2 separate regions of the Homo sapiens genome follow, and region 2 is linked to region 1. Evidence: read pairs that join two places in POLR2A ChIA-PET (ENCODE). Cell type or tissue: Panc1. All regions are shown on one strand. Each heading gives the region's core, and the rest is flanking DNA. Links, peaks and the distances in the headings are about the cores only. Region 1 overlaps EFNA5 (ephrin A5). Region 2 has its middle 330 kb from the start of LINC01950.

The links. Peaks named below come from ENCODE experiments on the same cell type or tissue, not always from the same donor. Only the 100,000 strongest peaks of a DNase experiment are listed, where the experiment ranks them.
Region 2: POLR2A ChIA-PET joins it to region 1 with 28 read pairs; 2 of 35 experiments call an interaction of 5 or more read pairs at or near these places.

What each region holds. Positions count from the first base shown.
Region 1 is chr5:107,432,510-107,448,907 of GRCh38, forward strand. All of the region lies in intron 1 of EFNA5 (ephrin A5), which reads right to left. Among named protein-coding and RNA genes, the nearest start is that of EFNA5, 230 kb to the right of the region's middle. In Panc1, for the core only: no CTCF peak of the experiment used is centred there; no DNase peak of the experiment used is centred there; H3K27ac peaks cover 873 bases.
Region 2 is chr5:107,328,156-107,344,553 of GRCh38, forward strand. No RefSeq gene overlaps it. Among named protein-coding and RNA genes, the nearest start is that of LINC01950, 330 kb to the left of the region's middle. In Panc1, for the core only: no CTCF peak of the experiment used is centred there; a DNase peak (open chromatin) is centred at 9,356.

The DNA.
Region 1 (16,398 bases), core at 5,548-13,547:
AACTATAAGAATTTCTGGCTGTACACCAAGCCAGCAATAATTACAATACAATCTCTACTAAATTATCACAGTGCTTCACAATCTAAAAGCATGCTCAGTTACCATACTTAGAAAAGCAATTGTGTTTGAGTCAAACAATTACGGCCCTGCCTGTTTTCACAGTGTAAAAGTCTCAAGAGTCAAGAAACATCTCATATGCATAAAAAGATGGTCACTGCTCCCCAGAAGGCTGCATGGCCACTTAGGTCAATGTTCTGTGCAACATAAATAGTTGACCCTTGAGCAACACGGGTTTGAACTGCATGGATCCACTTACACGTGGACTTGCTTCTACCTGTGCCACCCCTGAGACAGCAAGACCAATCCCTCCTCATCCTCAGTCTACTCAATGTGAAGACAAGGATGAAGACCTTTAGGATTATCAACTTCCACTTAAAAAGAGTAAATATATTTTCTCTTCCTTATGATTTTATTAATAACATTTTCTTTTCTTGAGCTTACTTGATTATAAGAATATAGTATATATGTTTAACATAGAAAATATGCATTGACTGTTTATGTTAATGGCAAGGCTTCCAAGCAATTGTAGGCTATTAGTAGCTAAGGTTTTCAGGAGTCAAAAGTTATACCTGGATTTTCAACTACATGCAGGGCCAGTGACCTTAACCTCCCACATTGTTCAAGGATAAACTTCATATTATATGTACTCTATTATGGCAAGAATACATTGTACACATTTATGAAAATTTGGTGGTAGACTGGTTCAGAATCAATGTCATATATATTATAAAAGGGTAATTTTAGTTAATTTAGGAAAATAAAATTCAGCATGGCAACTAGTCCTTTGCAATCATCTCAAATACCAAAAATGAATTATGTACTTTATGGTAGTTCTTGATAAACCAGAGGCCACCTGGAGCATTGGATAAAAAGCACGTATCTAGGGCTATTGACAGCAAAAGTAACAACTGAAGCTGGGATTAGAGCTGAAAAAGTGTGCTTCTGGAAAGTGTGTTTGTTTCTCAGTGTTTACCTGATGACATTCCATTATATGCTGAATAAATTTTAATTTTCAATTTAAAGCCACTGTTAATATCTCTCCCTTGCTGAGCATGGTGGCTGATGCCTGTAATCCTAGGACTTTGGGAAGCTGAAGTGGGAGGATCACTTGAGCCCAGGAGTTTGAGCCAGCCTGGGCAATATAGTGAGACTCCATCTCTATAAAACATTTTTTTAAAAAAATTAGCCAGGCATAGTAGTGTGTGCCTGTAGTCCCAGCTACTCAGAAGGCTGAGGCAGGAGGATCACTTGAGCCTCAGAGGCAGAGGTTGTAGTGAACCGAGATTGTGCCACTGCACTCCAGCCTGGGCAACAGAGCAAGACCCTGTCTCAAAAAAAAAAAAAAAAATTGCTCCCTGTACTGAACCTATCTGCAAGAAGTAAGTCATGACTTGAGTCTCAGAATTCAGATGAAATAAAGACAAGAGAAGTGAGGTAACAGTTGACAACTAACTTTTCATTTAGATCTCACCAGTGTGCCCTCAACTTTCTACTGAGGAAGCAAAGCATTGTTTGATGACATTAGGTAGCCTAAGCTGTAAGAGCTTTGTCCTCCTAAGTATTTCATTTTCAAACTTGGGTGGCTGAAAAAGGTACATCTACTACTTGAATAGTCTAGGTCCTTTACTAGTCTCAAGTGTAAGTTCTCAACGTACTCTGACCCTGTCTCTTGGTTCCTCTTTACTAAGGTAAGTAGATACCACCTCGCTTTTCTTCCTTATGATTTTCATGGTGCCGACCTGACTTCCTCCTGGACCCCACACTCCTGTGTTGTGGATATTGACAGCTGGGGAGGCCACATTGAAAGGACACTCAGGCAGTGCCCTGGGCTTCAGGCTGCAGAGGAGCAGCACCATAATCCTCCTTCTCTGAGTTCATCTTTAGCCACTTTGCCCTGCAGTCTTCCTCCTTTCATTCCATCCTCATTTGCTAAAGCCAAAATGCATTTCATTTTAGTAGCTGGAAAAGGAAGGGTATGGTGCATATTTAAAATGTTCTAAATTGGCCTTTAGCATATGTTGCTGGCACAGCAGAGAACCTGCTTCCAGGGAAATATGTATGGAGGTATTTTATCAAGAAGCTCCTGAGTGAAGTTTCTTCACTCCATAAATATAGAAACAGCATTACTGAAAGGAGACAGTGTTATTAGAGGTTAGGAAGCTGTGAGATACTTTCATCCCCCTTCACATTATGTTTTAAAGAATTCAATAATGAAAATGTTATTTCTCATGAACTGGATAGTTGATTATTACATTTTAAATATATTTTAATCTGTCAAAGAGGTGATTGTTTTAATATTCCTACTTGAACAGAAATCCAATGTCACTTCTTTAATTACAAGGCAACCTAATGTATTACATTCTGAAATTGAAATGTAAAAGAAGGATATGATTTATGGTCAAAGATTAAGCAAATTTATCAGCTTAGGGTTCCTCCAAAATTTTAAACTAATTCTAGAGTGAATATATCTTGGGAGCACTGTCTTCAAATTCTACTATTACTGATTTAAAGGCTAATTTCAGAACAAGATGTCTGTTTTTAACTAGTATAATTTTTCATTTGTCCCAAAAGGGGCTAATGGGTCCTGCAACAGATATGGGTTTGGTTTATAAATATGTTTTTGTGAGGAGATGGGCAGGACAGCAGTCTCTGTTGTATAACATGCTGCTTCTTGCATCCTTCTGTTATTCCTTTCAGCACAGAATGCAAGCCTTATGGCTTTCCTATTCTAAATCTGAAGATGCTCTTTTTTTTTTTTTTTTTTTTTTGCTTTTCTGTGGAGGTTAAAGCATCGAATACAAACAGCACATCAAACAGGGTAGATAAATAATACTAGCATCACTAAGGGCTGAACAAATATTTGTTTTGTTAATTTTAAATTTCTCTTCTCTCTCATGGACTGAAACATGTCTATCTTTCAGATGTATTGGTAATCAACCTCAATGTTCAGCTCTGAGAGAAGAGGACTCATGGATAGTTTCACTGTTACCCCACCAGGTGTGAAGGCTGAATGAGACCTTATATGATGACCAAAACACATAATTTCAGACCAATCCAGCTCTTCCAGGCTTTAGAACATGCTAAAATCAATGAATATTCCTAGAGAAGTGAAGGTTCACAAGTTAAAAAAGTATTCAAGGATAAATTTCAAAGATTTTTCCTACTTATTTGGCAGCAGAAATGCAGTATGCTACAATATATACTGACAAAATGTTTGGAACCTGGAGTTGGTGCTGTGTTTATACATTAATGAAAGTTCCAACAGAGTTCTTGCACGTGCATGTTTTGATAATTAAAAATTCTGCAGCATAAGAGTTTTACCTTAAGTTCAGTAACTGTTGATGATGATAAGAAGACATCATTTTCTTGGCCAAATATTTAGAATTCATCAGCAGTTTATTATACTACCCTGTCACTTTTTTTCTTGTATGTATGTGTGTGCACTTTAAAAGCAAAACATTTAAAAATCCCACAATACTAATTACTCATATCAGATAGATAGATAAAATTCACATAGCTTTTGCCTGTTGCTTTTCTACTACAAGTCATGTCAGTCTGAATGACTTTTTAAAACTGCTATCTCCCAGAAATTGCACCTGTTTCATATAAAAGGCCCAGGCCCACATAATGTTCTCTCCTCCAGTGTTGTAACTCATTTGGAGTTTGTTTTATTAGCTTGATGGAGGAGTTTCAAAGGAAAGAAAGCATTAAATTGGCAGAGCCTAAACAAGACTTTCCCTCAGGAAGGGGCTGGAAGCTTTGGGTGACAGTCTAATTGCTTCTAAGCCCCCAAAGAGGCCTCGGGCATGGAGTAAGAGTGTGTCAACGTCAACAGGGCCAAGTCAGCCAAAGAATTAAGCAGGCAGAGTTCTAAAGACCTAACACATCACAGATCACTTCAAATGGCTTTCAAAAGGAGATTTTAAAGAAATAGTTAATGTCTGGCAATCAGTATAGTCCTAACAGACGTCACTCCCACAATGCAAAACACGCTTTTCCTCTACTCCTGCTGGCCAGGAGCTTCCTATCAAAGCTGTACTTCAGGTCTTAAGCCAGTAGAGTTTTACACCCCCCAGCCCCAACTTCAAGCACATGAAGCAGAGCACCTGCCACATACACACAGACCCAGCAAAAGGAGACACAGGCAACCATCAGATAGGCTATCTAGCCACTGTCCAAGGAGAACAGGATTAAACAAACTGACTCTGATCAGGGGATGTGGGCGTCAATCAAACAAATAAGCCACCTGTCAAACTGCTTACTTCCATGTAGCCCTTTTGTATCTTCTAGATACAAAAGAGAGGAGAGTTACCCAGCAGAATTTCAGGCTATTCACAGTTTCAAAAATAATAATAATAACTAAAGGGTTAATAAGTAAATCTCCTTTTTATTGACCAACTCAAGGAGAGATTTTTGGAAAAGAGTGATTTAATAGTTCTTAAGTACTTGGTGTGCAAAGAGTGAACTAAATGTTTGTATTATGGGTTGATGATAACTTACTGGAATCATTACAATCTAAATCTGAAATTTAGCCCACACTTTTAAAAAATTGAGATATCTGATAATTAATCTGTTAATTTATTAAACAAACAAGAAATAAATTGGAAGAAAGAAAATACATGGGTTTTATGGCTTTCTTTTATGTTTTATCTTCATCAGACAAGGGGAAGCATATATTTGGTAATGCTAGGGCATGATAATAATAATAATGTTTTCATACAAAACTGTAGACAATAAAGCAGAAATTGTGGCTGTTTCTATGGAAATTGGCACGTGCAAGGTAATTACTTCTATTTGGCCAGTTAGGACCTTGTGAGCAGTTGGATACAAATCTGGGACTGGGAATGAGGCTAATACAAAGAAAAGAGCTCTGCAGTCATTAGAAACGAGGTGGTGATCGTAGTCATAAAAAGTACTGAATTCATCCAAAGTCAATGTATAGATTTAGAAGAAAACTGGGACTTTGCTGAATGCAAATTGCTGTAATTATTACTATACTAGTTTTATATAGATTTATTTTTTACGTATAGATCTCCTTGAAAATAGTAATGGTGTTTACTTGTCTCTGTATCCCCAACACTTAGCACCATGTTTGCACATAGTAGCGACTACATAGATGTTCGATGAAGAGGAATGTAGCTGAAGGGTATGAGAAGTGATGCTTAAAAACAGAAGAACTGTGTAAAGCATCCAATAATCTCTTCCTGTGTTCTGGGTCCCAGTATAAAATTTTGAGAGAAGCTAAATATTATAAACAAAGGTCAAGATCAGGAAACAAAATAATGGCAGGCTGCAAAAAAGGAAAATGATAACCAGGACTGTTGTTCAAGCAATGCTAGAAAATTATGCCTAACCAAGTAGACAACTTAAGCACCTAAGGCAGAATGAAAGTTTCTCTCTTGTCATTAAGTCCTCTATTCAATTACCATTTATCGGGGTAATTAAACACTGGAAAGTGATGCCAGGCTAATTGTTAGATTATGATAATTACACGTCTTTGCTATGCTACAGCTGATCAAAATAAGATGTGGTCCCGTGCACTTAGCCAAAGCTGCTCTGTAATCGTCAGACTTTTGTACAGTGCTAGGACATTTATTACTAATTCATTACAAATCAGGCGGAGAAGCTTATTATTTGTAATGCTTCTACCCCCTACCCCCACACAGCCTCCTGAAACAAGACTCACAAAAGGTTAAGCACAAACTTCTGCCTCTCATTGGCCCATTGCCATCCCAATTACACAGCTGAACAGCATTAGGTGCCTCTATTTGAGAGGGTTCATCAGGCTGCTTCACAAACATCCTGCAATCGCCTATCACATTGGCAGAAACATCCAAGACCCCTTTTCAGCCCCTGCCAACCACTGTTTTGCTCTCAGTTGTGTCCCAGCAACCATGAGCTGGAAATCCAGAGACTCCTTTGGTTTTGGGGCTCCCTCCTGCTCAGGTCAGGCCTCAGCTAGACTGAGATATGTCCAGGGGTTTGCTCCAGTTAGCAGGAGTCATGGGGAATACAGACTGTTCTCCACCTACCTGACATCCAGTCTCTGTTCTTCAAGCTGGGATCAGGAGAGGAAACCAGCGTTCTCAGGCTCCCACCAGAGTCACCACAAAGCTACCAAATAGATTCGGATCTTTGGAGAGAAAGACTAGAACCAATGCATTGTCCTTGGGCTTTACAAGGCCAGAATCCCTGGCATATCTGGGGGTTAGAAATCTCTCCTTCCATCCCTGTACTAACTGCTCCAGGCCACTGTTGGAAGGTGGGAAGGCAAACAGGTATTTTATATTCTTCACTTGGCTTTATCCTGGAACTTTTGAGGTCCTCCCTGCAACCATCATCAGAATGTGTTAGCATGAGCCACTGTGAGGTGGAGGAAGCATAGAGCATCAGGTTAAAAGTTTAGTAACTGCTACATTTATGTCATGGTATGGCTCTCTATTTTAGGATTTTTTTTCTCTTATTATTTTAGCAGTGTTACAGACTGAATGTCTGTCTCTCCCACTCCAATTCATGTTTAAGCCCCAACCCACAATGTGATTGCATTTGGAGACAGGGTCTTTTTTGGAAGTAATTAAGGTTAAATGAAGTCACAAGGGTGGGGCCCTAATCCAACAGGATTAGTGTCCTTATATGAATAGCAGAGAGCTCATTCTCCTTCTGCCATGTGAGGACTCAGGGAGAAGATGGCTGCCCCAAGAGAGCCCCCCACCGGAAATCAACTTCTGCTAGACCTTGGTCTGGGACTTCTAGCCTCCAAAACTGTGAGAAAATAAATCTCTGTTGTTTAAGCCACAGGGTCTATGGTAGTTTGTTATGGAAGTCTGAGCAGACTAATATGAGCAGTTTAACATTAAATTAGGGATACAGTGGGGGATAGGGTGGTTTTGAATTACATTGCTCTCAGTGACTTCAGATGTATATAAACATCAATAAAGAACAGCTAAGTAAAAATGGCCAGAAAGGAAGGGAGCAAGGGGGAAGGAAGATGGCAGACTTATGCCACTACCAGCACTTCTCATGATACCCTGCACATGGGAGAGACTCAGCATCTACTTGCTGCTCTGAGCAAATGGCTGCTCTGAGGCGAGAAGGCACACTATTTTTCTAAGTAAGCATAGTTTCAACTCTGAAATTAACTCATGGCACTACAAAAACGACTGTATTATCACCTGGCAACTGTGTTATCTCGCTGTTTTAGCAAAGGCTTTTGCCCAGAGATAGAATGAAGGGTGTTACAGAAAAGTCACATATTCCATTTTACCTTTCCTTGACCCTGGAAATTAAAACAGAATATGCCACCACCCTTCAACAATTGTATTAAGTGCATTCTAGGGGCAAAAGAAACCACGAGGTACTTTGTTAACACCAGAATACATGAAACTGTCATTTCATGCACACATTTATTGGTGGCCTGTGGTTTAGACTGGGGAACAAAGGTACTTCAGTTCATCACATAAAAATGGTTTTGCACTACTTAGTATTATTATTTCCTCCCCACACTCATTAAAAGGATATCCATTCATACAGCTGGATCCTCTATTTACTTTTATAGCCTGGACCACAGAAAGATATATGCAAGAAAAATGCAATCATAAAAAATGAGAAACTAATTGCTCTATCCCAAGGAAACATAAGCGGGAGAAAGAAATAAACAATTCACCATTTATTTCTCAGAAATAAATCTAAGCACTTTAGAGGATTCTCAAGTACTACAATATTTCTACCTACTTAAATGCTTGTCTATCTCAATGACAGAGAATATAGTTGTTTTTCTTTTTCCACCTATCATCTTAATAAACTCTACTTTCAAAATGTCTACCTTGGAAAAGAACTATAGTTCAAAGGGAGTGCACATGATCTTCCTATTGAACTTTCAGAATTTTTGGTATTGCCAGAAGCTCTGAATGAGCCACTTGTGTGGACTGCAAGGTTTCTGAGGCAAGGTTAATGTCAAGACACAAAGACGATGAAATAAGCAGATGATAATGGGCACTCCATACCCATGAAAACTCAGCACTGTCAGCTTTGAGAAGACAGGGTCACAACTTACTTTCTTCAGTACTCAGTAGTGCAATCCCAGATCCCAAAGTTTCACGACGTACACATTAACATTTTATTGCTGCTCACACTGTTCAAGGCAGACAGAAAGAGAGAATGTGAGCTGTTTTTGGTCACAAACTCAGTGTTGATGAGCTGGGTCAAAAAACAACACAGGATTTACAAAACCTATGGGAGATATTAAATGAGCCTGGGACTAAGCACAGAATCTGTATGCTATGTGATGGTAAATGTTACTCTAATATAGCACGTCAATTGATTTATTTACAGAATAGGATAATTTTACTTGTTGATGTTTTAATTCAACATCTGGGTATCTACCTTGTACATGCCAAATATTTATCAAAATCATACCCCATTTTGCATGCTAAAAAAAAAACTTGGATTTTTTTTTTTTTTCAGTTCTACAAATATAAAGTATTCCTTTCAACCCTCTCTCTGAGAAGTAAAGGCATAGGGTAAACAGGGATTTCACCTTGGTATATCTCAGATTTCTGGCTCAGGACACTCTGTATCTGAGAAAGATTCACAACAGCCAAAACCAACTCAAGGATGTTTTTAAATCCAGTCATTAATTAAAAACCCTAAGTCATGGTCACTGAAAGTACTGGTTACTATGGTTCTATAAACGTGATTAGGGAAAATAACATGACATGTGCTGGCCAGGTGAGCAGATTAGAAGCACAATCTACCAGGCTAATATAAAGAGTATACCCACTCTTGGTGCTGTTAAACCTGCCCTGAAGCATGCACTAATATTCAGGGCTGGAGCAAGGAAGGATAGCGTCCTATCTGCAGAAACACCTTTTCCTTCCTTGTGTAGGCAGTGAAGCTGTGCTGGAATTGCATTTCCCACCATATAACTGGGACATGATCTGAAGCTTACATATACTTCAGTTTAGTTCTGAATCCTAAGAAGTTACAAATTATTCCAACTCACTAGAGGAAATGAAAATTAGGAGCTGTGGGAGGTGCCTATTGTTTTTCTGTTTTAGTTTAAATATGAATTTCTGGCATAAAAGCTGAAGAAATATACTTACATATGCATAGCACTTTCTGGTAGAACATTAAATTTAGTTTATTTTTTAAATAAGGGTGGTGCCTTCTGAATATAACTAATATCTCTAAAGATGTCAGAGATGTTTCCAAGTATATGGAAACAGGAAATACTGCATTTCTTTGACAATTAGGACATTTAAAAATTTGTATCACATGTGGAAAATTGTGTTGATTCTAATTATGAAAAAACTTACTGGACAACTCAAAATTAGACATATCACTCCTGATTTTCTTCGAATCTAAGAAATCCTCCTACATAAAACTTTTGATAAAGGTTTTGACTCAACAACAGCTACAACCATCTTACTAGAGTTGAGAGCAACAAAATCCTAACTCACCACTCCTTGAAAACACCAGGTTATTTGCCTTTGTATTCTAGACCAATAACCTGGCTTTGTATCCTAGACACTACTGATGTTCACTAGTCTTAACCTACAGTAATTATATAAATATACACAGCATGCATGACATCAGCTTGCAAAGAGATGGCCTTTTTTTTTCCCATTGATACTTAGTCTTAATAATTTCACAAGAACCCTACTTCGGAATCAAGACTATAGAGAGATATACTAGTAAAATAAAGTTTGAGCCATCATCTTATCCAGCTGTTTCCTTTTAGAACTCTTAACTACCTAGTTTCTTTTTTTGAAAATCTCCAGGGGAGAATTTCATTCTAAAATAGTAGTTCTTTCCCAGGACCTATAGATGTCATTCAAAATTCAGTACATAAAGAAATTCTCTTTTCAAGGGCATCCAGCTTTCCAGTGTAGTTCAAAGCAATCCCCTCAACCCTGCCCTGTAAGAAGATTTGAGAGAAATGTATAGAAAATGTAGCTTATGTTTTCCTAGGAAAGTTGAGCTGATTGTATTATCAACTGTCTATTGCATTAGCAATTTCCAGCTGAATTACAAACTGTTTCCCTGCATTATATTGCTATTGTTCAATATCATTTTATTGCCCTAATGAAACAAAGCTATATAATATAACCATAAAGTACTGATTACAGTTAACCATAATGGAAGCGAGCTAAGGAAAGCTCTATTTTTAAAATAAGCAAAGAAAAAGAAGAAATGCTGATACTCAGAAGACTTTTTTTTTTCTCTTTTTGGTTTTCTGGATTGGGATCAAAACAACGCTGACAAATTACTTCTTCTTTCTCTTCCAACAATACAGATGGTATTTCCCCCCAAGACAGAATTTCTAGAAAACTTCCCGAGGAGCGAAAGTTCCCCAGGTACTAAAAAAAAAAAAAAAAAAAAAAAACCCTGTGAATTATAAATATGTCTTAAAAAGTACCTACCTCAAACCAGAGTATTCTCTTCATATCATGGAAGAAGATATCCAAATTTTCCCTGGGGTACAGGTTTCTCCCTGTCTGTAGATGAGCTCTTGGAAAAGTACCATTATGAAACCATTAGGGGCATTGCTTATTGGCCTATATTAAATCGACCAGCAACACAAATGATTAGGATGCTGTGCTGGGCAGGAGGCTGCCCAAATAAGATGGCAAATCCATAGCTAAGGTTTCTGCCTTTTAGTAAAGGCAATGAAGATGACTTGGCAGTTCCTTATATACCCAGCTCCTTTTCCATAGATAGAACCAGTAAACAAAGAGTTGGAAAGAACAGGCAAAAGAGAAATTTCTTGGGTGTTGCTAATTAAATGATGACTATAAGCTGCAGTGCCAGGCACTTGCTGTCCTCTGACATGCATGCCAGACCCACTATACCCCCTCAAGAACAGCATAATTAGAGCAAGGGGGAACAGAGTATCATTCCCCAAGCATTTCTTGTGTTGAACTGGAGACAGTTAATGAAACTACTGTACAGTGCTGTAGTGGCAGATGATCTGTGACTGCCCTTTTTCTAGGCGCTTAAACTTTCAACATCTGAAAAATTCTTCTTGCCATTTCTGCAGTAGATATGGTGTAAATGCCACATGTTCTTACTCATAAGTGGGAATTGAACAATGAGAACACATGGACACAGGGAGGGGAACACTACACACTGGGGACTGTCGGGGGTTGGGTGAAAAGGGGAGGGAGAGCATTAGGAAAAGTACCTAATGCATGCAGTGCTTAAAACCTAGATATCAGGTTGATAGGTGCAGCAAACTACCATGGCACATGTATACGTATGTAACAAACCTGCACGTTCAGCACATGTATCCCAGAACTTAAAGTAAAATGTAATAAAATAAATTTCAAAAAGATATGGTGTAAATGTAAAGTACACTTGAAATGCCTGAATGTCAAGATCAGAGACTAGGTCCTCCAAGACAAACTCTGGTAATGGAACAATCCTTATTCTTCTAGAGATCTTTGGTGAGTATTCACATTATCTACGAGGAACGTGGATGATAACATCATCCATGTGGACACAGCATGCTGAGTGCTACATACTATATTTGATGCACTGATCTGATGTAAGTGGTTCAGAACAGTTTCCGCAATGCTCAATATACTTGCATTTTCTCATTTCTGCACCCCTGAAAAAAGCTAAAGATAAATCAGGGTGATATCTGTTAGACCTCTTTCAATAGTGTGTATTGCTTGAAAGATGAAAGAGAACATGCATTTATCTTTTCCTATTAGAGTGCTAATTTATGCAAGTTCATTTGCCTTTTGCATCTATTGATTGGATTCTTGTTGTCTCATCCCCTGTACTCCATTAGAATCCTCGCTGACTTAACAATAATGCAAAGGCAGACAAAATTTGTACAGATTTTTACATGCTCTTGCATCTATAGCCTATTTAAAAGTTTGCATAAGCAAGACAGTGTAAGTAGAAATTATGGGCAACATGAAAAAGTATTTCACATCATTGCATCAGAAAGAAAATCTCAGAGAAGATGAGAATACTTAATGGTTGAACTTCTCTTTTCAATTTTAAATAGTCATGGCTGAACATTTGAAAAGAATCTTGTGCTTCAGGCATGCCGAAATTAAAATAGAAGCGCAATTTGAGATTACAGTTTATAAAACCAGTAAGCACAGCTGCTACATGTAGGACAGGAATGGCCCTCCTTTTCCAAATCCATTTGTGTAAGTCAAACTTAGAAGTAAAATTTTCTTTACTATGAAAACTGGCAAAAGGACACAGCCCTAGGAGAATAATTTTCAGACATGGTTTCCTATGAATTTGCTCCCAGACTCAAAGAATGCTTGATTTCCTGCTTCATTGGGAATATATATACATATTAATTAGTTTAAATGCTTACCGTTTATGGGGTCAAAATCTGATTTTAGTTCCAGGAATAATGATAAAATAACTTATTTAATATTAAGTGACATAAAAGCTGATAATCATAGGACAAGAGTATAAAGATTGCCATTTAAAAAAAGTTTTTTGGAGATAGAGTCTCACTCTGTCAACCAGGCTGCAGTGCAGTGGTGTGATTTCGGCTCACTGCAACCTCCACCTCCTGAGTTCAAGTGATTTTTGTGCCTCAGCCTCCCGAGTAGCTTGGATTACAGGCATCCACCGTCACACTCGGCTAATTTTTATATTTTTAGTAGATACAGGGTTTTGCCATGTTGGTCAGGCTGGTCTTGAACTCCTGACCACAAGTGATCTGCCTGGCTGGGCCTCCCAAAGTGCTGGGATTACAGGTGTGAGCCACCACACCTGGCCTCAAAGATTGCCATTTGAGATATAACTTTAAACCCCAAAGAGTATTTTAATGCACTTTGTACAGAGCACATATGTGCTCTATTGAAGGGTTTATAACTATTCCTTCTGGTTTTCACTTCACTATGTCCAAAAAGGAAGAGGGAAAATGTAAAAGTCCAGTGAGAATCTGATCTGTTCTCATCCTCCAAGTGATTTATGGCCTCAGAGACTTGACAATGGAGAAATCGCAAGATGCTCACAAGTCACGAAAAGGGAGGCTTCTCAGCTTATTGAGGATGCTAGAGTTGTTCAGGCAGGGATGTTCGACAGAGGCAGAGGGACACCTAGCAGGTGTGGAGTTCAGCCACCCAGACCTCTCCAAGGATGGCTGCAAATAGCACAAGATGTCCACGAACACTAATAGGCGTCCTCTGAACCACTTGGGAGGTGTCACTAATAAAAAGTGGAAATCAAAATGGAAAGAAAATTTCACCTCTAATCCTTCTTGTGGCACCTGGCTTTTTCAGCACATATGGTACATAAAGTTTGTTAATGTCTGGTAGTTATCGAGTAAATCAGAGTTGATTAAAGATGTTTCAACTTTATCTTCATTTTTCAGACTTTATAGACATCCATCTGATAACTGAGAATAAACAACTATTTTATTGGTTGTGGCAGACAGTTCAGGAAAGAGGTTAAGAGAAAGGAATACACAGTTGTCTGCCTATCTTCGAATCTGGGCTCTGCTGCTACTAACTGTGTAATCTTGGCACATTCCATGACCTCTCCACATCTCAGGTTCCTCACCTGTAACATCAGAACATAACACCTCACTCCTAGGACATGTTAGGATTAAATGTATAAACTAAATGAACAAATAAATGATGACTAAAAGTACAGTGCTTTGTACAGTGCCTGACAAATGATTAAGTGCTCAGTATGTATTAAAACAAAGTAAGAGGAATATATTCAATTATACTATTTATGGAACTTTTAGGGTATTATTTTTACCACTAAAATGAATTTTAATTATTTGAAAAGCATCCTGAGAATCTCAAAGATCCTGCAAAATAAAAATTTCAACAGTCATTATTACATATCTTTAGTAGGTAGAGTGTAATTTTTGTTTATGAAGAAAGGAAATGTGATTTCTAAAACTTTAGAAAGGCAGGACCTGGTGGCTTACACCTGTAATCCCAGCACTTTGGGAGGCTGAGGCAGGCAGATCACGAGATCAGGAGATCGAGACCAGACCATCCTGGCTAACACGGTGAATCCCTGTCTCTACTAAAAATACAAAAAATTAGCTGGGCATGGTGGCGGGCGCCTGTAGTCCCAGCTACTCAGGAGGCTGAGGCAGGAGAATCGCTTGAACCCAGGAGGCAGAGGTTGCAGTGAGCCAAGATCACGCCACTGCACTCCAGCCTGGGTGACAAAAAACTTTAGAAATAAAAAACTTAAAAAAATAAAAATAAAAACTTCAGAAAATGGGGAAGAAGACACTGACTTTCTCAAGGGGACTGTCTATGCACTCACAAAGAAATCTCAGTCACCTTCTGGAAGCATGCAGGATATATAAATACACAAAGGAAGGGTGGGCAGTTGCCTCTGTGAGGTAATTCTGGGACACAAAGGCCATCTTTAAACAAAACTGCCTTCCCAAAAGTGAATGTCAATCCTTAAATATGTGTAAAATGTTACTTTGCTTGGGAGGAAAATCTTACTTGCCAGCTAACGCATTAACATATTTTCATCTCTCTGACCCATTAATACCTGTCACCCAGCAGAGTTAAGACCCCTGAGAGACTGGTGAACACAGTGGGTAAGTTTTTATGAGAAAGGGGCCTCAGGAAAGGGGAATCAGACTGAATGACAGAGGTACAGGGTGACAACAGAGGAACACTGAGACTTTGCAATTCTGCTGAGGTCAGCTCAAAAGACTAAGTGTCTTCACACTGCATTAGACTAAATGATGTTTCTCTACAGGAAGGCCTGTTTTAACTTAAACTTTAAAATTACGCATTTGAGCAATATGATATTCGACTGACCCTCCAACCTTTCCTAATTTGATTGACTTTTCACATATTTATGTCCTGGCTCCCTTGTTAATTAAGTAATTCATTCAAGACAAGTATATTGATAGCCTCCTGTGGCTCAGGCTTTGTACTTAAAGGTGGAGAAACAGAAATGAACCAAGACATAGTCCTGCCCTGGAGAAACTGACAGTCTAGTGGGGAAGGCAGTCATCCAAATACATCACTCCAATAAAGTGCTATAAATGTAAGAGAAACGTCTACCAAATGCTGTAGAAAATAGTAAACAGCAAAAGACTTCAAAAGAGTTCAGAAAGACCATACAGAAGAGCCAGCACTTGCAGGATGGACGAAGGGGAGGGGGGCTTCTCAGGCAAGGCAAAATGTACAGACCCAAAGAAATGTGAAAGCAAGGACAGTGTTGACAGCAAATGAGACCACCAAAGGAGGTTAGAACCTTATTTTGAAAAAGGAGTTTGACAGGCAATTAAGAACAAGGGATTTTTTTTTTTCTTTTTATTTCCCCCCTCTGAGATGGAGTCTGGTTCTGTTGCCCAGGCTGGAGTGCAGTGGCACAATCTCAGCTCACTGCAACTTCCGCCTCCCGGGTTCAAGCGATTCTCTGCCTCAGCCTCCCGAGTAGCTGGGATTACAGGTGCCTGCCACCACGCCGGGCTAATTTTTGACTCCTAACCTCATGATCCACCCACCTCAGCCTCCCAAAGTGCTGGGATTATAGGCATGAGCCACTGCGCCCAGCCAAGAACAAGGGAAAATTTTTAAGAAGGTGCAGAACATGATTGGATTTGTATGTTAAAGTGATCACTCTGTTAGTCCTGGAGAAGACAGACTGGATGGAGAGAAAGCTCGAAGTAGTAAGATCATTAAGGAGTCTACTGCATTAGACCAGGCAAACAAACACACAGACCTTGCCAGCTTCAGCTGAGAATTCCTTACTCCCTGGCACCTGCCAGTAAACTATTCACTTATTCTTCCATTAAACGACTATTTGTAGAGGCCCTATTGAATGCTAGATACTGGCACTGTGGAAAGCTACAAAATAATACACATAAAGGCTTCACTTCAGCTTCTTATGACTGCATAGACATGACAAGAGCCTAAAGTAGGTCATTTGTGGGCTTAAGGAAAAGGAGATGGACAAGAGAAAAGTTACACAGAGGGAGGAACATCGGAAGGTTAAAAATAATCCCCAGGGCTGGGCGCAGTGGCTCACACCCGTAATCCCAGCACTTTGGAAGGCTGAGGCGGGCGGATCACGAGATCAGGAGTTCGAGACCAGCCTGGCCAACATGATGAAACCCCATCTCTACTAAAAATACAAAAAATTAGCTGCATGTGGTGGTGTGCGCCTGTAATCCCAGCTACTTGAGAGGCTGAGGCAGGAGAATTGCTTGAACCCGGGAGATGGAGGTTGCAGTGAGACGAGATCATGCCACTGCACTCCAGCCTGGGTGACAGTGTGAAACTCTGTCTCACAATAAATAAATAAATAAATAAATAAATAAATAAATAAATAAAATAAAATAAAAACAAAAATAATCCCCAACATTTG
Region 2 (16,398 bases), core at 4,687-12,686, 110 kb before region 1:
TAACTATATTCTCCCTGGGAAGTAAACAACCAAGAAGAATGGAGCAGAGATGCTCACTCATTTTGGTGATCTGTCTTGAAGTGATGGCACACATTGCTTTGTTTCCCTAATCTCCTAACATGGAAATCTTGCCAATCTCCTTAGTAATAAACACGTACACAAGAATGTCTTTTTTACTTTCCTATAGGCACCTTTGTTACAACTGATACTCAACTGTATATAATATTGAAAACCTTGGAGAACAAAGCATCCACCTCTGACATCACCTTTTACCAAATACCTTTCTCCTGAAAAAAAATGTTAGTCTTTATGTGTCAATATGCATGAGAAAGTATGTGGGCTAAGGAAAAAAAGTAGAACATGCACCCCAGAGAATAAGAGTTAGCCCAGGACCCAACCAGGATTTTAAGAAACACATAATGGATGCATTTAACTTAAGTGAATTTAACTATTCGTGTTCAAGATTCAGTTTAGAATATTACAAAATGCTGTAAAATTATATTTTGCATATGTACTATTTTAATAAGCTCTTTAATGTTTTCTTATATGGTACTGTATATACAAAACCATCTATATTATACTTCATGTGGAATAAAAATTGTTTAAGCATAATTTTGACGATGCAATTTTTGCCAGCGCTGTCTTGTGAATTGAATGCCCTAGGAAGATATTAATAAAACCTTGTAGTAATCTCATTTCTGCACATGACCCACCATCTGACTCAGCCTCCCTGCATTCTGAGCACGTTTCCTCTTTGCTGGTTCAACTTCTGTCATGATACTTGTGCCTCTTGGTAACAAGCATCACTTTTTGGATAATCCTTTTGTTTGTTAGTCTGATTTTGACTTTCTGTAAAACAATATACTAGCAGACACTTGAACTCTGCCAAATGTTTTCTAAGACAGCCATTTCCTATGAAATAAGAGCTCATTTAAGCAGAGATCTTGATTTGCACATCAGACACAGTTCCAGAATTCACAAGCAATCATGACAATCAGCTCAGGTGAGTACTGACAGAAGAGCAACCAGTCCTTTGCCACTGCTGTGTAGTTCTCCTCAGCCACTCAGCTGTCGTCCATTTTGGTCTCTACCACAATTTTTTATGTCCCTGATATATCTTACCACAAACTTCTTTTGCTAGAAGCAGCCTGTGTTCTCAGCAAGAATGCATTTGATCAAAGAGTTTCAGCTCCAGTTACAGCTTCACCGGGGAGTATGGAGGGCTTGTCCCTTTTGAATCAAGAAAAACTTACAATCATGATAACAACAATAGCCACCACTTATTGAGTGTTTACTATGTGCCAGACACTATGCTGAGCTTCTTGTATATTAACTCACTTAATCATCACAACAATCCCATGAGGTAAGTATTATTATTATCTCTATTTTATGAATGCTGGTATCAAAGAAGTTCAATAATTTGCCCAAGGACATGCTCCCTATAGTAGTGAAGATGGGATTTGAACCCAGACATTCTGGCTCCAGAGCCTATTGTGTTCTTACACATTTCCTCCCTTATAGAAGATTCTAGTTTTATCTGTCAATAAACAATGTCTTGTTTGTAGTAGCCATAGGATTGCTGTCAGCAATGACAAAAATAGAAGGAAATTAGCATTTTACCTGAAAAAAAAAACCTTTCTTTCAAGATTGATACTTTCTGGATTTTTAGACCTGAATAAGTCCTAGGATGTTTTCACATTGATTAACTGAGGATCATCACTTAGTCCAACATTATTATTTCAAAAATTACTTACAGCTATTTACTCTGGCAGAAAATCAGTAGGAGTTGTCATTACTTAAATCTTGTGGCTGGAGCACTACACTCATGGAGCTATTTCCTGAGTGGGTGCTCAATGAGAGAAGACAGCTATTCAATCACCTGGACCCCAGAAAACAGAAGTGAAAAATGCAAAGTTGTATAAGACTAGGTCACAATAGATATGCAATTAACTCTGGACATCTATCCTTTGAATTGGGTTGTGTCTATACAATGCCAGAAAAAAAACTTAATTTTCTCATTCAAATCAGTCAAAAACTCAAAGTATAAATTTACTGACAAGTGGTTTATTTAGTAGCATATAAATATGTCTATATATATTGTGTATACATAAGTGTATATATATATACATACTCAACATATGTACACGTATGTATACATATATACATACTCAACAAAATGTTTATTAAGAAGACTTCGCAACAATTTATTGAGATGTTTGATGAATTAAAGAAATCTAGCATAAATTGCAATAGGCAGCTCCATGTGTCATTGTTACAAGTATGGGTCCCTTCATTCACATCATTTGTTGGTAGAGGCAAACACCTCACAAATCAGAAGTTTTATAAAAAGAAGTGTCCAATTATGGAGAAAGTAAAGTAAAAACAGCAAAGGACTGTGACCTGACTTTAAGCCCTTACTATTTAGGAGGCAATTATGAGGGTATACTGTATTTAGGCTTCTGGTCTCCTCTTCCTGAAACCTGCCCTTGGGACAGTACTAGAACTCCCACCAGCAGGGTTCAAAGACAGGGAACAGTAGGCGGTTTTCTGTGTAATAGAACCTGAAGGATATGACAGGTGTGTTTGCCCCAAGATATCTGCCCTACTTTTCACCCTTACCCTCCTCATCATGTAATTTCCACTTCTTGCCTTCTTTTTTCCTTTTTTTAGTCAAAGTCATGCCTGAAGACGGACTCTATTAAAATAAATGTGTTACTTGTAAGACATTACATTTTAACTCAGTAATGGTCACTTACGCAGTGACCCACCATTTACTTAGCAGACCAGCTAACATGTTTCCTGGCATAGCTCAGGGTTCTGAGGGAATGCAACACTAGGCAGGTCTATTTTACTAGGGAGAGGAGGGGAGAAAGAACAGAGGAAGTCATAGGAATCATCCCGAATGTGCAGTGCTGAGCACGCGCATTGCTGCGGAAAGAAGGCAGTCAGGATCTAGAAGACAGCTCCAAACAGAGCCACTGGAAGTGACTCAGCTAATTCGGAACGGGTGAGCGAGGATCCTGCTCCTTTCTGCCAGATCACAGAGGAAGAAAGAAGAAAACATGAACCAATATATAATTTGCTAAACTAATTAAAAAGGTTTATTGGGAAAGAGATCAGAATACAAAAACCAAAAACGGTCAAAATTCATTATCTTCAGATCATCTATTATTTTCATCTTCATGAATGTATTCGTTTCCTAGGGCTGCCATTAAAAAATTACCACAATTTGAGTGCCTTAAAACAACAGAAATTTATTCTCACAGTCCTGGAGGACAGAAATCCAAAATTAAGATGTCAGGAGAGTTATATCCTCTTAGGCTCTGGGGAACAATCTGTTCCATGCCTCTCTCTTATCTTTTGGTGTTGCAATCCTTGGCATTCCTTGACTTGCAGACAAATTATGTACTCCAATCTCCATATCCATCATCACATGACATTCTTCTTGAGTGTTCCTCTCTCTTTCTCTTCTCTTCTTATGAAGACACTTGTCATTAGAGTAGGGCCCACCCTAATCCAGTATGACAGCATCTTAACTTGATTACATCTTCACAGATGCCATTTTTATATAAGGTCACAGGTACTGAGGGTTAGGACATCAACACATCTTTTTGGAAGACACAGCTCAACCCACAACAATAGTCCCTTTCCAAAGAGAAACAAGACTTCAAGCTTCGTGCTCATTCTTCCCAGGGCCTTCCCACAATTCAGACGGGATCATTCACTGAAGGAATGGTGACCACTCAACTGAAGGAGGCAGTTGAGGAAAACTCTATCACTGTGATTAGGAGACTGAACAGCTCCTAGAAATTAAGATCATATTCTTACTGTGTTCTTCCACTTGGAGCTTTACCAGCATCAGCATTTCCATAAAGTTTTCAGAGTTTCATCCTTGGCAATAATCCAACACATGAGCACAACACTAAGGAATTGGCAATAGGGCATAAAGGACTATTGTTATAATGAGGAGTGGCAGCTCAGGAATAAGGAGGAAAGAGAGGCGCTAATCTCAGGGGCAAAGTAAATTGCACGCTAAATCAGTGATATCCATAATACTAAACAGAGGGAGGCTTAAAAGACAGGTTATTGACTTTTGTTTTTCTTTAAAAAAAGACAGGTTCTGAACAGGATCACAACCTGGGTGAGCAACTAGATATAATTAACGTGTAAACTATAGTTTTGATTCTATAATTTTTTCTGTCTCCAGCCTTTACTATACACACACCCAAATTCCAAGCAAGGCAAGGAAACTAATTAACAGATCCATCACTGAATAAATGAAACTCAAGTTATCCATGGCATCCATTGAAAATGGGCCAGCATGTATACACCTACATATCCGTGCCAACCACCATGAGATGAAATGAATCAGAGTCTACCATCCCTAACATTTAGGATGTCAGCCATTAATAATGGCAGTTTCAGGATAATGCTCTTAAATGAAATTGGGACACTATTAAAATCAAGATGGGCTGTTAACAATGCAGTTTCATCACATGCAAATTAGAATACTTGAAAAACTTCAGAGGTCTTAGGAGTAAGAATAGTCTCTCAACTCTTTAAAATTGAATAGAAAATGACTTGGGGCTTTCATATCTGAAACTATATTAAATGATAATACTGCATAAATTTGGACTGGCCCCTCACTTTCAATAAAGCTGACCTTGAAACTTTTTATTTACAAACTCATCTAAGCTAAGACCATGGCAATTAAGTCTTGAACTGCTTTTTATGGTTGCATTCTCAAAAAGACAGCAAAAATGTATTGAATACCTACTACAGGCCACACAGTGTTCTAGAAGCTGGTGATTCAAAAGTAAATAAGGCAATGTCCTTACTCCTTGGAGATTACAATGTAGCAGGGTGAGACAGATGAGTGTGCCTCAGTTCAGAAACAGGTGTCCTACTGGGTATAAAGAGATTTTTGGGTTTTGGCTTTTTTCCTACTACATAAGTATTTTAATGTAACAGCTACTTTTAGTAACTAGACTTTTTTCTGGATTTAAACATCCTTTTTAAAATTATTTTTTATTATCCTTTAAGTTCTGGGATACATGTGCAGAACTTGCAGGTTTGTTACATAGGTATACACGTGCCATGGTGGTTTGCTGCACCCATCAAACCATCAACTACATTAGGTATTTCTCCTAATGCTATCTCTCCTCTAGCTCCCCACCCCCTGACAGGACCGAGTATGTGATGTTCTCCTCCCTATGTCCATGTGTTCTCATTGTTCAACTCCCACTTATGAGTGAGAACATGCAGTGTTTGGTTTTCTGTTCCTGTGTTAGTTTGCTGAGAATGATGGGAATGCTTTTGCGCTGTTGGTGGGAATATAAATTAGTTCAACCATTGTGGAAGACAGTGTGGCGATTCCTCAAGGATCTAGAACCAGAAATAGCATTTGACCCAGCAATCCCATTAGTGGGTATATACCCAAAGGATTAAAAATCATTCTACTATAAAGACACATGCACACATATGTTTATTGTGGCACTATTCACAATAGCAAAGACTTGGAACCAACACAAATACCCATCAATGACAGACTGGATAAAGAAAATGTGGCACATATACACAATGGAATACTATGCAGCCATAAAACAAGGATGAGTTCATGTCGTTTTCAGGGACATGGATGAAGCTGGAAACATCCTTTTATAGATACCATAGAAATAAGTATAAAGAGGTTACAGTGTATTTTATGAACCATACTGGAAGGCCTGAAAACTTCTTTGTTATAAGGTAAAAAATTTTGAAATGTATTTTCCAAAATTTATTATTTACTTTATTTGATAATAAGAAAAAAATTAGCAGTGTGCAAAATGAGGACAGTCATAAGCTACAAGAAAAGCAGACCTGTGGACTAGTCCTTCCCAAGTTCCGCCACTTGGCTTTATTTTCATAATCTGTGATATTGGGGGTTAATTTTTTCTATCATTTTTAATGTATTATTCAGATATTACTGAATTATTCTGAGTAGCTTTGTATCTTCCAAAAGTTTAGTGGAAATTTTAATTTTTCAAATAATTTTAGAACTATTTTAAAAATACAGTAAAGCAAAAGGCACAGTCAAATGATATAGTCCATTGGAAACTACTAACAGAAAATTTATGCATGTAGGTTAACATATATTTGCACAGGCCTCTTAGTGATCTCTGGGCACATATTTGAGCTTCTCGAAACTGGACTATTGATAAGGAAGCTTGTAGCTCTGATCTGTCCTTTCAATAAATTTGTTCCTGCCTATATGCACTTTGTGAAGAATGATTTGAAGAAGTTCAATTACTTCAACTATGCAGTTTCAGCAACTACTTTAACACAAACCTGCTGGGCTCTATTAATGGCAGCTTAGACTCAACCAGATCCATTTGGTGTAGATTCTATTCAGAATCAGTATAACAGTCACCTGTGCGGTAACAAGTAAGCCTAGCACGTATCTTATAATACCATAATGTAAATAGTTTTAACATTTTCTCTAACTTTTGTAAGTTTATTGGCTTCCTTTTATGTCCATGATGAAGAATGCAGATATATTAGATATTGATAAGATTCCAATTTATAAAGAAAATTAACCATTGTTCTACTTTCAAGTTCTAGGTCAGTTTATTCGAAGAAAATCCTGAGGTTTCAAGATGAGCTGTTCAAATCGTTTACCATTTGCACCTATTTATTAGTGTGAATTAGAATTTTTTTCAATATCATGCAAGCAATGCAAAACACAAAAGTAAAATTGAAGATTGAGACTGCATTTATATCATCTATAAACCAGAGTTCACATTTTTGTACTCATTCAAACAGTGTCATTTTTCTCATTAATTCAGCTTTATAGAAAGTAAATGTTACAAATATGAACTTCTAAAATGTTACAAATATGAACTTCTAAAACAGTTACACTGTTCTCATCTCTTTTATACATAGAGTTTTTACATGATAATGATTTAGAAAGAAGTTGGTCCTTTTATGAAAATGTTTTACAATTCTTCTTGTCAGGGGTTGTTTCTTTTCGAGAAACAGAAACCTACTCAAGCTAGCTCAAAGTAAATTTTCACAATTTTCAGACTAATATTATTGGAAAACAAAAGCGATTCAATTCATTTGCTCAAAATGTCCTTAGCATGACCTTCAAGGCCCTAGGTAATATCTCCACTACATCTCTCTCTGATCTGAAGTTCCACTAACCTCCTCCTGGCCACTTGTGCACTAGCCCCAGTGATATCACATGCAACCAACATAGCCTTCTAGGCCCACCACTTCAGCAGGTGCTGTCAAAGATATTGACAACAACTCAAAAGGAGTGGAGGAGGCTTCTGCTAGACCCAAACAGTGTCTCCTTCGAAAACCAAAACAAAACAAAACACTGAGTAAGGTAAAAAATGATTTCAGATAGTCCCATCTCACTTTAGTATCTTAATATCATGATAGAGAAGTTAAATATACTTTAACAAGTTTATCACATTGTTTCCTTTTTACTTTTTATTCTTAGGATTCTTTGAATTGCAAGTCACTGAAACCCCAATCCAAATTTGCTTTAAGAAAAAATCTACCGACTCAAACAAGACAGAGATATTTTAGATTCAAGCAAGGATTGATCCAGAGCTTGAATGACTTTTACCCAAGAGTTTCTGGTTTTGTTTTTGTCCTTACCATTTCTCAACTTGACGTCCTCAGTGTTTTCATGGTTTCAGACTGCCTGCCAGAATCCAAGTAGTCCTCAAAAGTGCTAATGGATTGACTTGGCTCACACTGAATTAACTACAAGTGTTAAAGGAATGCGATATGTTGATTGGTGTAGGCTTTGGTCACATGTTCTACCCCTAGAATTAGGAATACAATCAACTGTATGAGGTCCACATGAGCTTAGACCAGGGGAGAGGAGATTCCACCACCAGAAAACCTGGATGCTAAACACCACGACCAATTCCTACCATCCTTGATGTGGCACTCAACTTAGTGAGACTGGAAATAATTTCATACAAGGTGAAAGCTTCTAATCTATAATTTTAATTTAATTTCAATTTTTGCTCTGCTATCTTTACTTAAATATTGACTATTAAAACCAAACCATTTTTTTTCAATAGTCTGTAGATAAAACATCATTACACTTCATATTTATGCTATATTCTTTACTTTTGGTTGAACGACCAATTCTACCAATCTACCCTCAGTGAAGTGCCCACAAGACCCTATTCTCTAGACACGTACATCAGGAGGGGAAGTGAACATTTAATCAATTAATATTTGCTGGCTAATGCTTTGACATTTACAAAGTCTGGGACACATCTGCATGAAACTCTAAAATAAAATTGGGCAAGTGATTAAGAATAAGATAATGAAAAGAAGCCAACTGGATTTAAGAAATAGATGCATTTCTTAGTCATTATGAGATTTGAAATGATGCTCATTGTCTCCTCAGTTTGTGAAAACTTTTTGTCAGATCATTCTACACACCATTAACAAAACAGAGAGCTGCACTTCATGGATTCAAGATCAAGTGACTGGTGAAATAGTTCAGCATTCAATAGATTGTCTAGGCATTTTGTGCAACTATGCCTTAACAAATAGAAAATTCAAATCCCAACTTATTTTGTGTTATGACGATTTTTAAAATTAAATTACTCTTTGCCAAGAGCAGTCAGCAATTGTTATGTAGCAGAGAAATATGCCATAAAAGTTGAAAAATTGGGCTCTGGTGTCAGACTGCCTGGGTTCAAGTCTTAAATCTGTACTTATTATTATCCCTTAATTTCTTTATCAGAAAAAAAAATCAAAATAGTACTATTATCTAATAAGAGTTTTCATAAGGATTAATGAGTCAATCCATAGGAAGCTCTTAGAAGTTTCTGGAAAGCAGAGTGCAAGGAGTGTTAGTTACAATTACTATTCTCCACTTTTTCTCTCTCTCTCTTCTTCTCTCTCCCTTCACACTTTTATTTCTTCATTACATTAAAAAATGCTATTAAATTGTTTTATGGATGCCTCATTTTTCTATAATGCAGATCACAAACTGGCCCAGTCATGATTGAGATATAATCACCAAAGAAATGCCTTCGACAGAGATGGAGTAGCTGACAAGTTGCTAAACACAATGTTAAACTGTTTGTTATTGTTGAGGAGTGGGAAGCTTCTCTTTTAAAAGACTCCCAAGTTTAAAGCCAACATGATTAATATTCAGAGCAGACAGACTAGTTTATATAGCCAGAGACACTGAGGTCAGCCTGGATAATGGAAGAGCATGCTCATTCCTGAGCCTGTAGTGACACATACTTACATCCCTACCGAGTCCAGGCACCTCAGGCTTGTCAAAAAGAGGTGTGTCCATAAGGTTGTAAAGATTTGAACCTTACAAATGAGCATCATGTAGTCATAAGCATTTGGATGAGTCACAGCTTATTTTATGGGTGTAGCTCATCTTCAAAGGAAGATTGAACTGGCCATAAACATCAGATCATGGAACATAAGCTTTTCCAAAGACTCCTCATAAAAAAATACAATAAAAATAAATACAGCTATTGCCTAAAATTCAAAGTCTCACAGAGATTTATTGTGAATCGAATGCATCATTGCTCATCTTTTTTTTTTTTTTTTTGGATGATATCTATAGCACTGAACTGAGTTTCTTTCTAAAATGTTGATAAAGCTATTTTTGTTAATGTACATGATCGGTTATAGAAGACAACCTCAATACAGCATGGAATAGGAGAACATTTTAAAACATCTGCATTTTTACTGTTTTCCAATTCTCATCAGGAATCTTGTTGGCCCCTCAACATGTAATCTGACATGACCTAAATAATACCCACATTTGGAGTGGCCAAAATGTCAAAAGATTTCAAGATATTACAAAAACAAAAATATCCAAAGTTCAAACATATTTTTACATGTGTGGTCCACCACCCTAAATTTTCTGAAACTAAACATGAAGATCATTTTCGTGAAAATAATAAATTATGTTTTTGCTAGCTTCCATTTATATGAAATCATTTAACACATATTATTTTAGCATACCTATTACTTTTCCAGCACAATCTAGGTTCTTCAGGAAATTTAGAACAAACACAAGAGCCAGTCTCTGAACTCTAGGAGCTTTTATTTCAGCAGGAAGATTATATTGTGTGCACACAACATCAAACATCATAAGGCAGGCAACAATTTAATGGTGTCTTTTGGTAGAAATCAACCATTGTTGAAGGTTAGAGAAGAGGAAGAGCAAGGGCATAAATCAGGCAAAATTGCATGAAAAAAATGTCTTGAACTGAACCTGAATGTATTAATAAAACCCAGAGGAAAAGCGAACAATGAATTAAGTCAAATAACAATAACATCATCAAAAGATGAGTAAAGAATAACAAGTCAGTTTTTAGACAAAATCCAGGTTTCGTCAGTAAAACAGATATATGAGTCACAGGTAGCTCCAGCATTTCAAACTTGGGTAACCTAGAGAAGATCTTTATCAAATACAGGAAAGTTAAAAAACAGAGCTCAAAGACAAGAGAAATTTTATTTAAGAGATATTACAGTTGAGGTGACAGTACAATTTCTCATTATTGATGTCTGGTACACAAGGGGAGGTGATAATGGAGAGTAGAGTTTTGGAGAGAGATCTGGGGTTATAGGGTGAAAATTATAATATCACGTAAATTCTCCCTAGGCAGTTTATTCAATAGTGTCTATTGTCTTGTTCCCCCAGCACAAAATTAGAGTGCCCCTTTATTATGAGATTCATCCTACCCTGGAAACATTACCCTATTGTCTACATCAAAAATTACTCAACTCTTATGGGTCATGGCCACTTGAGCCATATTTTCTCAATGTTCCTTCATCCCAGTACCCATGGAGTTAACCAGTGTCATGCAGATATGCCAGATTTTATTTTTTTCAGTGATGACGGGCATACTGCTAGGTCAGGCTGACCTAGTGTGAGTTTAAAAGCATTAATATTTTACATACACTATTATTCCATGTAAATGCATTAAAGCATAAGAAAATCCCAATGTTTGTAGATTTTTTTTTTGCTTTATCTGAGTCTTAGTAGTTATGCTATGCTGTTTTATAACAATCCTGTTATGAAAGTCTTGAATGTATTTTGTATCTTCCAATGCTGACCAAATTATTTGATCTTTCATTAGCTGTCCACAAGAATAAGAGATTGATGCTCTAGGTGAATAAAAGTAAGAGTTGGAGATTTAATGGATGAGCAGCAAGGAATGAGAGGAAGAATGTTATATATGTGAACTGTAAGTTAAGCATTTCGGCGAATAGCAGCTCCCCACATGCTTTATGGTGGAATCTCAGGCCACTGGGTTGAAAGGTACCTTAGAGCTCCTCTAGGCTCACATTTCTTAGGAAAGATTAGGGCTGGGGCAGATGCAGAAGGATTTTGAGTGGTCTCTCTTTCTTGTGCTGTTCTGCTCCCACTTGGGGCAGAAATTTGTATTTGAGTATTTGTAAAAGATAACATTTAAAAATGACCACAAGACCCTGGTTACTAAGCTTGATCCCTCTTTTCCCTAAAGAAACTCTGAAGGATTTTTTTTTTTAATCACAAAAATAACAACAGAATCCTAAGATCATTTTTACCTTTTATACTAATGCTCCTAGATGGTCTTTGAAGGTCTAGTTACAAATGGATAAATGGAGGCCAGCTCCATCTCTAACGACCTACCAGCTTAACCTCACTAGGCCCGCCTCCCTTTCTGTTGAGTTAGATGCCCTTAAATTCATTTCCAGCCCTATCATTCTATAATTCCACACATATTCTGAGATAGTCTCATGAAGCCTATCCAAAGGCTCCATGATGGCAGATTCCTAATTCAACTTAAAACCAATATTACAATTTGGTAATTTTACTGGAATGTGAGTTGTTGTTAATGGCTTGATGATAATTCTCCTTAAACTTAGAGAAGCTGCTATGCAAAGTGTTTATTTAACATTCGGTTAATTCCTGAATGTTATTCCGGAATCCATGAAGACAACAATCCATGAAGACAATGTGAACACTAATTTTTCAGAGTGAAAAAATAAAGATAGGAAAGAGTTAAGTGTACTTATTAACCTACAGATGGCAATTTTGATCAATAGTGTAGACCTAGAAGAAACTTTTTTTTAATATATTTTAATTTAACCCTAGATGAAGCAATTTGGTTCAACATCCATGACCAGGTTACTTACTACAGCTTCCAGGTTTCCAGGCTATTTGTTTGCATTTACGAAAGAAACAAAACTGGGAATATATGCAATATACAATTTCTAAGATTTTTTTTCAGAGCTAAAATCATGTTGTAATACTTAAATAAATCCCTTTCTCCCTTGATCTATACAATATTTATATATTGTTGGAAAATTATAGACATGATTTTTAATCTGTCTTTAGACACATTAATATGTCTTTAGACGTATTAAACAATCTTTGGAGTTTTTGCTTACTTTATTTCTTAGGAAACCAGATTGCCAAGTTAGAGCATGGAAATGTATTCTTACCTGTGTCAGAACAAATCAAACATTGAAAATGAGACTGTATTTCCCTCTCATTGATGGTCCCTAATGGCAAAGATCCCATCTCCAGCTTTTGATCATTTTTCATTTCAACGGAGCATGCTGGGCCGCAGCTAAGCATGTGGAAATGGCTGTGAGTCAGGTGAGTAAAGGAAGCCCTGTGTCAGCACATGCTGAAAGCAGCAGCTGAAGTCCTGTCCACACTGGTAAAAAGACTGTACTGGAAACGTGTTTTGCCACATCCTGACAGTTGCCCTGCTTCTACCTGATATGGTCAGTTTCTGCCTGTTTATTCTCTAACCCACAAGGCATGCTGCATCCAAGTTGCTGTTTCCTTCTTGATGAATCTCCCTTGGATTCTGAAGGAATCCTTGGATTTTGCAGTACATCTTCACCAGGATAGTAAAAAAAAAACCACAAGTACCATCCTTCCAAATCAGATTTTAGTTAAGTTCATGGAGTCACTTTCCACATTTTTAGGACTGGTTTCTTTTCACTTAATGAGGTTTTTCAATTATTAAGATTCTTTAGCCACATCCAAGTCATGGCAGGATGGGTTTAAATGATGAGCATTTCCCCAACAAAATCATCATTTAATGTTGAGCAAAAACTTAAATAGTAGACGGCACATTCAGGGTCGGAACCAATGTCTGACAAGGACAAGCTTGCTCCAGCTCGGCCCGAATGATGATAAACTTGGGCTTCAACATTTCGACTCTTGAATCTGGGAAACAACTCAGTGGAAATTTATATACAGTGCGTAATGTGAGGCTTGGCTAAAAGCAAAGCTGCCCTTGGAAAAAGATAGATGGTTTTAAACAAGGCTAATTTAAAAACCTGAATCAAAGATAAATCAGCTTTCTGAACTTAGAGGGGCAGCCTCCACAGCAGAGGTCCCACACAGCCCACCCAGCGGAGGAGTCTCCCTCCTGCCCTGCCAAGAACAGAGGCCTAGGGCTGCTGGAAGAATCCCTCTGTGAGCCCTCTCTGGATGGGGAAAGGCAGGTTGGGGCCTTTGAGAAAGGCATTAATCACATTTGGTTCCTTGTACCTGAGAAAAAATAGCTATCTATGGGATCTGAATTTTTGTGTTTCAAACTGGAGAAAGCTTTTATGATGTCTCTTGATGAAATATAACCACCCTCTCATTCTAAGCAGCCTTTAAATTCTCAAATGTGTGTAAATGGAAAACACGCTGTGGGTCTTTATTCTACTGAGCAGCAAGAAATAAATCAGAACTCTCCCTCCGCACCCCCCATTCTGTCTCTCCCCTGATACCTCACAGATGTGCAGCGTTAGAGGGAAGAGCAGAAATGCTTTATAAAATTAATATGTGGAAGCTGCTTTATTTACCATAAATGCCTAGCCCAGGGCTTTCTCTACAGTGCCCCGTCAAGATATTAAGCTGAGTTCTTGCCTTCTGCCTACCAAAAAGTCCTCTTTCATATCTGTCGGATGGGAGGGTCTCCATTTTCTGCATAGGAGAGGCAGTTGGTGGTGGCGTGGTATTTACCGTCAAAAGTGAGATGACTGCAGGTTAGTGGTAAACAAAACATTTCATCCATAATGTATAAAATGTGTAAATCACTTTAGGATCCTGCTGGGTTCAAAGTCCTATATTAATATCCTTGATTAGTATAATTGATATTAAACTGGATGCTAGAGACCCCAATAGATGAATACAAATGCTAGAACTCGCCTCCGTAGCTCATTCATATCTGAAAATATGTGGAAGATATACCACAGAGCTCATGAAAGACTTTTAACTGATTTTAATAGCAGTCATTACATTAGAAAATGAGACTTCCGCTTGTAACAGAGATGAACTGGGAAGAAACAAAGGAGGAGAGGTAACTAGTGCAGCGCCCCAGTGCCCTGCCAGAATTACTGCTCATCATTCTTGCTTTCAGCAGTTAGCCGGCTCCTTTTGTCAAAGACTACCACCGTCTAATGAAACAATTAGGGCTTGACAGTTTAAATATGCTATTTTGTTCTTTTCAAATGTAAGTGCCAGCCACTAAGACAAACTATACCCACTACCTTCCTATCAGCAGAGCCATTGTTATCCCAGATAGAATGCCCTAAAAATAAAATCCATTTTGTATGTGAAGCTTCATCAAGTCAGGTCATGTCTGCTCCTCAGGGCAGACTGCAGTGTACTAATTTCATTATGCTATTTTTAAATGTAGCCTCCTTGGATCTTTTAGTATGTCCTACATAGCTCAACAAGGCCCTGAGTTAGTGTTCAGGGTTCTCTTACTAATCACCTCTGTCCACCCTGGCCTCCACCCTAACCTCCACAACCTCTCCAGACCTGGATGGTTAACAGGAAATAGGCACACTAATGATGGATGTGTTCACACAAAAATGAACATCACCTACTAGGCACTGGCCAACACATGACTATAAGAAGACCAAACTGGCATCAGTTTCTTGAATTCACTATTGAAGTTACTCCAGTTTTAAAAATAAAAATCCCCAAAAAGAGAGAATGGCTTTTTAAGATATCATCTTGAGTTATTTTTGAGCCTTTGTACCTATTTCTGTTTTGTCTCTTGTAGAAAGTGTTTTTTTTTTTTTAGTTGTATAATGAACACAGACTCAGGTAAATGAAAAGTGTAGAAGAAAATATCATTATTCATTACTCTTTTACTTGTGACTAATGGAAACCCAACTGAAACTTGATATGCAAAAAAGGACATATTGTTCATTTAATCAGAATTGGAGTGGCATTGGTCACAGAGAGATTCATGGGCTCAAATAATGCCATGAGGACAAGGTTTCTGTCTCTTGGTCTCTCAGTTCTATTTTTTCCTGTGTTAGCCTACATTTCAGGGGGATTGCTCCTCCTAGTAGTCCATGACACCCTCAGCATTACAACTTACCAGCTGAGTAACCCTGATGAATGTCGTCTCCTGGGGGTAGGGAGAATGAGATGATGGCCAATGGGCAGGAAATATCAGAGAGGAGAAATAATTTTTTTTTATTTTGGAGATCTATTATACACTGTGGTGACTATAGTTAATAATAGTGTGTTGTACAATTCAAAAATGCTAAAAGAGTAAATTTCACATATTCTTAACACAAAAAGAGTATTTGAGGTTATGGATAGATTAATTAGCTTGATTTAATTATTTCATATTGTATTTATAAATCATAACATCACTTTGTACCCCATAAACACATATAACTATAAATTTTCCATTTACAATATTTTTTCTTAAAAAAAGAAATGTTTCCTTCTTCAAAATTATTCTAACCACACTCCCCAAATTGAGTCTCATCAGTATGGCATGGGTTATGTGTTCACCCCTGAACCTATAAGTATGGACAGAGTAATGAGAATCTCTGATTGAGTCCATTTCTGTCATATGCTCACATAGAGCCAGAAGTTTAGATCAGTTGCAGATAAGCCACATGGACTGAGAAGAAAGAAGACGTGGTTCCCCAAAATGTCACCAAGGTATACCATCTGAAGAAAAAGGAAGAGATGCAGAGAAAGCAAAAAAGAGCAGATGTCCAACAGAGCAATTTATTCCCTCAAACTAAAAACAAGATAATATTCTTTGAAAACTTTTATCTTATTTATTCAGACAACAATCAAAGATACATACTTAATCCTAGAGGAGGTGGAAGGTCCAAAACTATTTTTGAAAACTTTGATGAATCTGTTCTAATTGGAAGAGTGAAATATTTTCCTCTCCAAGATTTAGAAACTGTCAGGAGATACCAGTGTGGGGAATAATGAAGAAATTACACAGAATAAAGAGAGAAAAAAAATAAATGGCATAAATTAATTGGGGAATCATGTCCCCAAAGTCCAGTCCCCAGTTGCACACTCACATTTTGAATATATTGTCCTGCTGCCTTCTTACCTCCATTATTTCTGATGAGAAGTTAATT